Linked DNA regions of Homo sapiens: region 2 is linked to region 1. The links are chromatin contacts, found by Hi-C or POLR2A ChIA-PET in ENCODE. All regions are on one chromosome and are shown on one strand. The core of a region is the stretch at or near the end of the contact, and the rest is flanking DNA. Distances in the headings are between cores, read along the strand shown.

Evidence for each region. Hi-C counts contacts between places; a loop is a spot of excess contacts on that map. ChIA-PET counts read pairs that join two places held with the same protein, here RNA polymerase II (POLR2A). Pooled maps may share reads with other maps.
Region 2: a map with no recorded cell type shows a loop between it and region 1 (9-fold over the local background). The contact joins two enhancer-like sites. A Hi-C loop is called at or near these places in 2 of 37 single-sample maps with no recorded cell type and 2 of 50 pooled maps. POLR2A ChIA-PET finds 5 or more read pairs at or near these places in 1 of 52 experiments (H1).

The regions. Positions count from the first base shown.
Region 1 is chr2:13,520,788-13,525,955 of GRCh38, forward strand. LOC105373485 (a long non-coding RNA gene) reads right to left here. Exons shown (of 2, transcript XR_922814.3): 2 at 1-2,568. Among named protein-coding and RNA genes, the nearest start is that of MIR3125, 790 kb to the left of the region's middle. RefSeq lists enhancers at 1,796-2,995, 2,375-2,744. Within about 2 kb of position 2,569, at least 3 of the 41 ENCODE cell types and tissues checked have a DNase peak (open chromatin) inside an H3K27ac peak, as active enhancers do.
Region 2 is chr2:16,653,075-16,658,242 of GRCh38, forward strand. All of the region lies in intron 1 of CYRIA (CYFIP related Rac1 interactor A), which reads right to left. Among named protein-coding and RNA genes, the nearest start is that of CYRIA, 10 kb to the right of the region's middle. Within about 2 kb of position 3,142, at least 22 of the 41 ENCODE cell types and tissues checked have a DNase peak (open chromatin) inside an H3K27ac peak, as active enhancers do.

The DNA of each region.
Region 1 (5,168 bases), core at 1,319-3,818:
AGAGAATGTTGTTCACAAATGTTATATTTCACCCAATTCTGTAAGCTATAAACAGCTCAAAAAAGTTTCATTTACTCTGCAAAACAAATATAAAAAGAATCAGCAATGTTTTAAACACAAAGTCCTAAAAAGCATTTCAGTCTTCTTTTTCTATCAGTTCAGTCCCACATAATAAATTCTCATTCTGCTTGATGTTGAGTTAGAAATCTTCATGAACACATCAGTTTATGGGAGTTCTTAAAGTCTTTACTTAGTCTAATAATACAATCTCCAAAGTTATTAGAAACCTGTATTCAAGAGTACTTGTCAGGGTTCATTCTCATGAATTGTCTTAAAAAAAAAAAAAGCAAATTTTGGACTGTTGTCAATTGTAAACCACTTTCTGAGAAGAATCCAAGTAAAACAATAATTTTCTATGAATGACAAAAGACTTAGACTAACCATGGTTAAAAACACAATTGACAAGGAAATTCTGTGGCGAATGACAGTGTAACATAATAACCATATTTGTGTCTGACAACATATGTTAACACATCATAATTTTAGGAATATCATACAATTTTGAAAGACAATAATACAATATATCTCCTCTAGAGATATACTATATTATTTTATTATTATTATTACTACTATTATTTGTGGTATCAAAAATAGTGAAAAAAGGATCAGAAGTGAAAAGAAACAAAAGAATAAGTCTTATAAGAGCCAATTTGGGGGCATGTTAAGCTTTCTAAAAGGCAAATGATGTTTTACATTTTTCTCAGCAAAAATTATGCCAACAAGATAGGAAGTAACCAGAGGGATCAAACACATTTAAAAAGAGTTTCAGTCAACGGAAAAAAATCCCCCAAAACAGGATCCAAAAGAAGAAAATGCAGAAAGCCCCTTTTATTCTTATTTTTAAAATTATAGCCTAAATGTCAGCTTTTAGTTAAGCTGACTTCTGACCATAGAGCTCTAAGAAAGAATCTTTTTAAATTTCTTATTACCAGATTTAATTCAAGACAAACAAACTACTCTGATTCAGTTTGTGTGGTGCAAAAACCAGCTTTTTTTTCCAATTGTGTGCACAAAGAATTATTTTCAACATAGCAAAGGATTCTTATTTTGGTTACTGCTGTTTATGATCGTCCCAGTGAAATGGCCTCATTGTGGAGTAACACCCAAGATCTGTTGTCTCACAGACACAGAAATCTAGGATGCAGATGCATAAAGTGTCAGGTTGAGAGTGGAAGTTTAATAGGCAAAAGAAAGAGAAGAGCTCTCTGTTGCAGACAGGGGTCCAGAAAAATGGGTTGCCGGATCCATGGTGAAATGCAAGGGGTTTTATAGATGCCTGGTGAGGAGGCAGTGTTTGATTTACACAGGGTGTGAAACATTGGTTGGACCAGGTGTGCCACTTGCATAGGTCATGAAAAACTGGTTGGGACTAGATGTGCCGTGTGCATAGGGTATGAATTTCTGGCCACCCCTACCATAATCTTTTATTATGCAGGCGGGTCTTCTGCCTGAGCTGTGCCATGTTGCCCGTTTCTTTACTCTACACATGGTAACAAGAAAAGGGAAGATGGAGCCTCCGTGTTGGACATGCCTGGCCCCCAGGTGGCCCTTTTCTATTGGTGCCTCTGCCAGCATTCGCCCGTGCAAGCTTCCTGCTTGATTATCTATGTTTGCAGCTCTATTTTTCAGGCTGCTCTTTGTTAGAAAAGCAATGATTTGGGGGGCTGCTTTTTGTTAGAAGGGAAGCTCTGCCAAGAACTCTGTTGCCCTCACTATCTGCCTAAATAATTTCTGCCTTCTGTATCACCAGGTTAGGTGGGTCCACTTTCCTAGGCCTTTACAAGAGGATACCCCACGAGTGTTATACATAAATCCAGCTGGTGTTTCTAAAAGGAATACTCTAATTTTGATGCTTGACTTCCCATAATTTAGGAACTTTTCAAAAGTGTCAAGCCTGGGAATGTATTTAGGGTGAAAGTGTAACTTATCTCAGACTGTCTCTAACTTCCAGGGAGCAATAGTGTGCTCAGTGTATGAGGACCAGACTTTCATAGTGTACCTGTTTGGAAGAGCAAAAAGAGGGAACACTTTTCGGTTAGAAACTAACAGGAATTGGTCTCAAATAAAAGGATAGGTCTGAATTTTTAAGCAGAAGAAACAGTTTTAATCTTAAAAGTAGGCCATATAAAACAAAACCATCCGTGTCTAACTGCCAATCCTTTGACCTGAACCTCTGCTGTGAGACAGAGGCAGAAAAACCTTGACCTAAGCCTCCAGTCCTGAGGCAGAGGTGGAAGAACCTTGATCTGAACCTCTCCTGTGAGACACAGCAGCAAAAAGACATTTTCTACAGAGCTCTTTACTTGGAGCTTGTGTCCAAAGACAGAGACCAAAGCCCTCTCTTAAAGAAAAGAGACAGTTTGAAAAACAGCCAAATAAAGTCTATATTTCAACCAAGGAGTGGGAGGTCCTAATTCTGGAGAACTTACCCAGAACACCCAGTGGGACTTCTGAAGATGCAGAGTTCGTGCTGGTATCAAGCACTGCTTTCAGGCAGAAACACCGCACCTGGTGGTGAGAATGAGTCACTCTGAATCCTGCTGACGATGCCAGATATGCCTATCTCAAAGGAACCTGCTGAGCTAAAATTAATCTATTACTAAGCAGAGTTTACTTGGGCCAAGTTTGAGGGCTGCAGCCCAAGAGCATAGATTCTATTTGTCCTGAATATACACTCTGATTAGCAACAGTAACAAGTGGATTTTAAAGGGAAAGAAAGAGTCAGTTCCTGAGGTTTTTACCGAGGATTTACATTAAAATAATATAAGCCATTGATTGGCTCAGCATTGTTCTTTGTATCATAAATTCTAAGAACATGAAGGTATTGAGTGAGGCAGTCAGGAACAAAATGACTTTAAACAATTTCCCCTAGGCATGGGTGTGGGGTGTGAGCATGACTGAATCCCATACCCACGTCTCTCTGGGTCTGCATACTTTGCAGATCTCAGACTGCTCTCAGCTATTTTCCTTTTCTCAAGTTTCACATTCTCAGTGTAGAATATTTTTGTCACAGGCTATTTTATATGTGGACATACAGAATAGGCGAAGGAACTTTTTAATACAATAAAAAATACACACAATGAAACTGGTAGTATGTATTTAACAAAAATCATATGGAAAATTAAGGTCATTTTAATAAATAAGTGACTTTGAGATGGGGGAGGGAATTCATGGGGTCTTATAAAGCCTGTAACATCCTAATGAGTTTGTCGCTTTGTTTTGGTTGCCTAATATCCATAAAACTCTCATAAATTTAAAAATCTATATATTAAAAATGTTTAATGAAGCAAAGGATGCAGAAAAGATTTTATTCTGTTACAGTCAGAAAAAGATGTCTTAGGCAGCTCAGGCTGCTATATCAAATACCATAGACTGGGTAGTTTAAACAACAATAATTTCATTTCTCACAGTTCTGGAGGTTAGAAGTCCAAGATGAACTCTGGAGGTTAGAAGCCCAGCAGGATCAGATTCTCTTCCTGGATTCTATCTGGCTGCCTTTTCATTGTCCTTACATGGTGGAGACAGTGATCAAGCTCTCTGGTGTCTCTTCTTATAAGGGCAACAATCTCATCATTAGGGCCCCACCCTTACAACCTCATCTACCAAAGGCTCTATCTCTGAATACTATCACATTTGGGGATTACAGCATCAACATATACATTTTTAGTGGACATAATTGAGTCCATAGTAGAGTGGCAATTTTAATTAAGCAAAAAATGCAGAGGAGACTATCTGTTACACTCAAAAAAGGGATTAATCCAGCATTCACTCCACAACAAACACAAAGTATGAAAAGTTGATGAATAAAGCATCCACACGTGAAAATTTTCAGTTTTCTTTTTTAAAGTTAAATGTAAAATCAGAAGTGAAACCAAGTTACAATTGTGGTGAACCCTGGAAGTAGCTCTGTTAATACCTGGGGAAAACCAGCTTGTTACTCCCAACTCATAGATTTATAGAGAAATAAATTATGGCTTAGAGAGATGTAACCCTGTTGAGATAAATAATGAGTTAGCAGCCAAGCTAGAGAAAGGATATAGCCCTCCGCGTTCCCACTGCTTTTCCCACCTCACTTTCCTAATAAGCCACTTACAAAACTGGATTCATGTGAAAATATATCCACTTGTTCTTCATTTTGATGTACTTCATAGTCAATGTCTTTCCTAATGATGTCAATCTAATTGAAAAGTTAAAAAAAAGAAAGCCAATATATAGGTGACTAATTTTATTGTTTTAATCCATGTTCTATATTCAAGATAAATGATAAATTGTGACATGCCTTCAGCTGTGCTGCAATGTCATTAATAAAAACGAAAGGAAGAGACAGAATAATAGGGTTGAAGACTCATAGATGTCTTATAGCAGTTAAGAAATGCTATTTTTAAACAACATTATATTGGCTCTACTGTCCTTAAATGTGTAAATTAAATCTTCCTGAAAACAGTTCATAGTAGACAAATGTTACAGGTAAATGCCATTCAGCGCTTAATCACTATTGGCAGATACGAGGTGTAACAGAGTCATACTGACACAGTAAATCAATGAGTAGTAATATTAATATGGAAATTCTTTGGTATTAATGACTTCAGTACCAAATAAGTCTAGAATTTATTTTCTCCCAGTATGCAGAATAAGAATTTGAAATGATTTCACACACACACACACACACACACACACACACACACACACACACATATATATATTTGGTATGTGCTAGCATGGTTTACAGTGAAGACATTGACAGGGTGAAAGAAAAAGGAAGGGTTTAAAGATGATACTGTATTTTTTTTCACATTAAGTAGGAAACAAGAATGGTTCAAAATTGGTCAACATAGTAGATATTGAATGGAATATAAATCAATGGAATTGTGGTAGAGTGAAAAAACGGCCACATTTTTTTCCCATCCATGTAGGTACGTTCTTCCCAATGTGACTTTGCGACTCCTCAAAAAAGAGGTGAAGTTTTTCTCTCCATCCTTAGAATCTCGGCATGGCCTTGCAAATTGCTTTGGTCAGAGGGCATTAGCAAGTATGATACAAGTAAAAACTTGAAAAGTGTTTGCTTACTGAGGGTTGGCCTCTTTTCCTACTGGGAACCCAGGAACTAC
Region 2 (5,168 bases), core at 1,892-4,391, 3.1 Mb after region 1:
GGATGTGAAGATTGAAGACAAGCCTGGGCCTGTCCTGCATGGTGCACAGGCCAGCATGAGAACAGGCCAGTGAACTGCAGACAGCAAAAACATCCTGGGTCAGAGGGAGTGCCAGGAGGGCCTTGAAATCACAGGCTGGCCTGTGATGTCTCCATGACCCCATGGCCTGCAACCGGTCACTTGTCCACTCAGCTCTGGCCCTGGCCTCCCTGCAGTTTCTTCATCTGGCCAGACACACTCCACTCTGGTTTGGCCCTCGCTGAGGCTCAGACTGGAACAGTTTCCCCCAATTATCCACAATGATTATTTTACGTCCTTCAGGCCTTCACTCAATCCTCACCTTCTCTGACAACCCTATTTAAAATAGCAACTCTTTCCCCAAACTTGCTGTCATCCACCCATCCTTCTGTATACCCATCTCTGCTTCATTTTCCTTCATGGAACTTACCACCATCTAACATGATATACATTTTACTTGTTTATATGTTTATGGTCCATCTTTCCCCAACAAAATATAAGCTCCATGGGTTAGGGAGTTTGTGTGTTTGGTTTACTGCTGAATCCCCAGAAACAGACCCAGAGAAGTGCACAACTCATTGTAGGTGCTCAATAAGTATCTGTTGAATAAGTAGATGGACAGATGGACGGATGAATTTGACGGGGACCTGGGGAAGGTTTATGGCGAATGTTACACCAGAAGCGAATCTCAAAGGGTCTGTCCAGGCAAAGAAAGGGCATTTTGAAAACAGGATGTAGCTCATGTGTGATCCTGCGTAAATCACATTACCATTTTCTCTTCTGTAATACGAAGCTAACGCATAGTATTTGCAAGTCTATGATGAGCCATGAAACTGAAAATGGACTTTGGGTGAGCTAAACTGAGCCAGTAGTGGGGCAGGCTGAAACAACATGGGAAGAGACAAGAGGAAGTTGCCTTTCTCCACAGCCAGCAGATTGAGTTATGACCAGCAGACAGATACTGGGGAAGCCCAGCCCTGTGAGGTGGGAGCTGGTGGGTCAGCTTGATCTCCTGGTTCAACAAGGAGTGTTTCTGTTCCAGGGCAAGGCAAAACCCCAAGCGCTCTATAAAACTGCAGCCTGTGAATCACTGATTCACCAAGCAAGCCAAAATGTTTGCATCTCTCCGAGTCTTGGTTTTGCTCTCTATAAAATAAAAAGCACAACTTCTTCTTCCATCGAATGACACATCTGGAAGTATCCAGAAAACTGTCTGGCACTTTGGGAATACATGGTCAAAGTTTGTTAAGTAGAAATACCATATACTATTTGCATGAAATTTACATTAAGGTAGGGCGTGCCATGGGACTCCATTCTGGAAAAAGGCAAAGAAATCAAGCTATGATCATATTTTCTGAGGCTTAAGAGACTCCAGTCATGGCAGGAAAAAGGATTTTATTTTCTTTAAAAAAAAATAAAATTGTGGCCTGGAAGCAGTGCGAGCTGTGTGGTATGGAAACGTGTAGAAGTTTTAGAGCCAGGCCGACTTCAACCAAATCCTGGTGCCCCATTTTCAGCCCTTTTCAGTCCTATGTCTTAAAGCAAATTTTAAAAAAAACCTTCTTAGCTTCATTGTCTTTATCTTTAAAAAAGAAATGAAAATATCACCTTAGAAGGTGTCTGTGGGATGAAAAAATGTATACAAAAATACTATCCAAATAGTTAGAATTAATAGGTGCTAAATGTATACTGAATAGCATAATTCACTGTTGTTAACATAATTAAAAATTTGGGAATACTATGAAAAATTAAGGGTCATGACTGGACTGGGCAAGCTATAAGTCACTGGTTAGAAAAAAATAACTCACATTCATATACCACAAATAGTGATCACACTGTAGCTATTTTAGTTTCTATGAGCTACTCAATCTATTTCCTGAATCTGAGGTTTAACAGATAAATTTACACAACCTATGACCTTACTAGCAGGTTGAGCATGTAGTGTGAAAGGGAGAAAGAGGGACGAGGCCTTGACACACAGATGTTTTAAAGGGAGAAAAAACAGGAGATATGCACTTAGCACTCCATCCACACCCGTACAAGCTCACTCGCTCGCCCCAAGTGATGAAAGAGGAAACCCCAATTCAGACCCATGGGGAAGAGGGCTCTTTGCTTCAGTAATTGCAGGCCAGAGCTGAACAATCTCCTCTTCCATCTTGAGAATGCCTCTGGGCTTGGGGTGTGGGGCCTAGTGTGTGGGCTTGCCTCACCAACCCAGGAATGGCTTTAGACTTCATCTAGTCAAACATACTTGTTAAAAATGGAGGAACTGAGGCTCAGGGAGGGGAGGAGGCTTACAACAAGTTAGGCAGAAGGTCAGTGGCAGAGCTAGGCTTATACCCAGGGGACTCCTTGGACAGTGCTCACTCCACTGCCCACATGGTCTTCCTGATCCTCCGCAGTTTGGTAAGCAAAACTGCAACAATATTTCACATTCTCTTCTGTTCGTTCTCCCTCACATCCAGTGTCTCAACTCTGCTAAGCCCTGCTTGGGCTTGACCCTAAAGAACTTGAACCTGAAGGAGTTGTAAATGTGCGGCAACTGGAGCACGGCCTGATCACGCAGGGGCTCAGACAGCTGCAGCACAGCTTCTCCTGCTCCCTCCCTTTCTTTTCTCTTTCATAATCTTTTTCCTACTTTCCCCAACTGACTATTACATAAAATTGAATGCATTCTTGGTCTTTTTTTTTTAAACCTGAATTGGGTTTTTCTTTCACTTATTTTTATTTCTAAAGTCGCATATGCAAATGATTTGGGTGTTTTAAAAATGTGTAGCATAAGATTTACAGGGTTCTATGTTTCTGAAGCAGCAGAATTGGATATTTCTCCCTAAGAAATGTAATTCAGTTGCTTTCTGCCAGTTAATGTCAGAATTGCCTTTCTTGGTGGTTACCGGTCCTTGAAAGACAAAAGGTCCCTTGGCTTGCAGGGGCATCTGAGTAGTCAGTTCCACCTGTGAGCTACACAAAGGCCAGGGCAGAGCCTTGTCCAGAGAGTGCCTGGCAGATTCCTGCCCTCTGCAGCTCTTCCTTGGAATGAAAAGGATTCCCCCAATGCACATGTACACGCTTACACATACACCTGTACACATCCACATATTCACCCCCACACACCCACTCACAAACTGCACACACACATACCCACACTCACACATACCTATACACACACAGCTATACACATCCACATATCCACACCCACACACCCACTCACAAGCCACACATAAACACACATATATTCCAACCACACACATCCATTCAAACCACACACATCATACTTATACACTCACAAGTCCAGGCCTCTCTAGTTTCTAAGGGCCAGCCATCCCCAGAGGCACCCTATTCTCCATGTGCGCTGATGTGAACCATATTTACAGCTCCCTAGTGGCTCCAATAGTCTATGCAAACCAAAGGCCTTCAGGATCCTGGAAGTTAAGGTCACTCCTCCGTGGTGGAAGCTACATGGCTATCACTGGTTGTGAGTGGGTGAGACCCTCCTCCAGAAGGACACAGTGGGTCCTCAGAGAGGAGGAGCTGCTGATTTTTAAACATCATCAGATTCTGAAAGAAATGTTAATCTTTTGATCTGGAAAATGTCAGAATTATGATGCATTAATAATAAACTCAAAAGACAAAGACATAAAGAAAGAGAAAACAGGAGAGAAATGCAGAGCAATTGCTGGAATGGCCGTTGCCATTAGGGCCACTGCCAATGGCCATGCTTGGTCAAGCAGCCAGTGAGACCTCGTGAGCGTCAGTGGCGTGAATGGCAGTCGAGTCACCAGGGCCAAAATACATCTGAGGCAACCAGCCAAAGGCACAGAAACACTAGAGCTGTGGAAGAAGTAAAGGAAGACCCGAGAGGGAACCCAGCAGAGAGCACAGGGAAACTTTCTACATCCCTCCAGAGGTCAGCCTGGGGCTGGCAGAAGTTACCAGTACAGCCAGACAGACAGCTCAGTGCTTCCCACTCTCCTCCTCTTTTGACGTCCTAGCCTCCATGTCTTAATTCTCAGAGAGACAAAGGAAGAAGTCATTTACTTAGAAACTCAGTTCCTAGGGGCCAAGGAAGAGAAGTGACAAGCTCAAGCTCACTTTACAACCAAAGAACAGACCCAAAATAAGAACCAAAATGTTCTCACGCTCGGCTGAGGCTTTTCACTTCCCCATGCTCACTCTTTCAGCCCTGGCTCTTCCTCACATGGGCAAAATGATGAGTAAGATTTAAAAATTCCCTCTGCCATCCCCCTCCAAGGCCAAAACCAAAACTTAATTATAAGCCACACTCAATAAAAAATTCCCAGCTTATTTTTACTTCTCAGGAAATTTTTTTTAAAATGACTTTGTCCCAGTGAAATTTGAGAGCCCATGTTTTTTGATGTTTTTTGTTGTTTTTTTTTTTTTGGCTGTTGTTTTGTTTTTGTGCCAAGCATGGTCATTTAATTCAGTTAATTGAGAAAATATAAAAATGGCCACTAATGCTTTTGATAAGCATGAGATGGGCCATGTCACCATACCCTCTAATATCCAAAGGTAGGATATTCACTTGTGTCATCTGGACTTTGCCGACACAGTCAGTTCTTTTAGGCTTTCTGCAAGATCCACAAAACCTTCTTTGAGACTCTTTGCTCAGATGTGCTTCCAAATTCAGAAATGTCTTTTAGAAAGGTAAAGAGTGCATAAGCCATGTATTACATACATGCCCAGCAGGGTCTGGGACACTTATCTTTCTGCTGAAAACCTCATTCATCTTGAGTGTAATACATAAAAGTTATAGAGTCTCTGGGCCAGCTTTTGCTTTCAAATGCATGATGAAATAAACTTCCCATTTTCAGAGCTTTTTGGATTTTGGACTTAAAAATAAGCGAATGTGTATGTGTCAAAAAATAGCTTATGACCCCATTTATTAATTCTGAAGGTATTCAAGGACCTGGATTTAAAACTGCAAGACTCCAGAAAAAAAATACATGTTTAAAAAATAAGAAAAAGACTTAGGATAAGGAGATTGATCATATAGTGCATGTACAGTGCTTGATGCTGATGAGAATCATTATCCTTGTTACAATCTAGGAAATAATGTGGCTAGGTTCACTTCAGGCATAAATTGAAAGCTCGAAAGCTAGAAACAGAAGTCTAGAGGGGTTGACTATGTG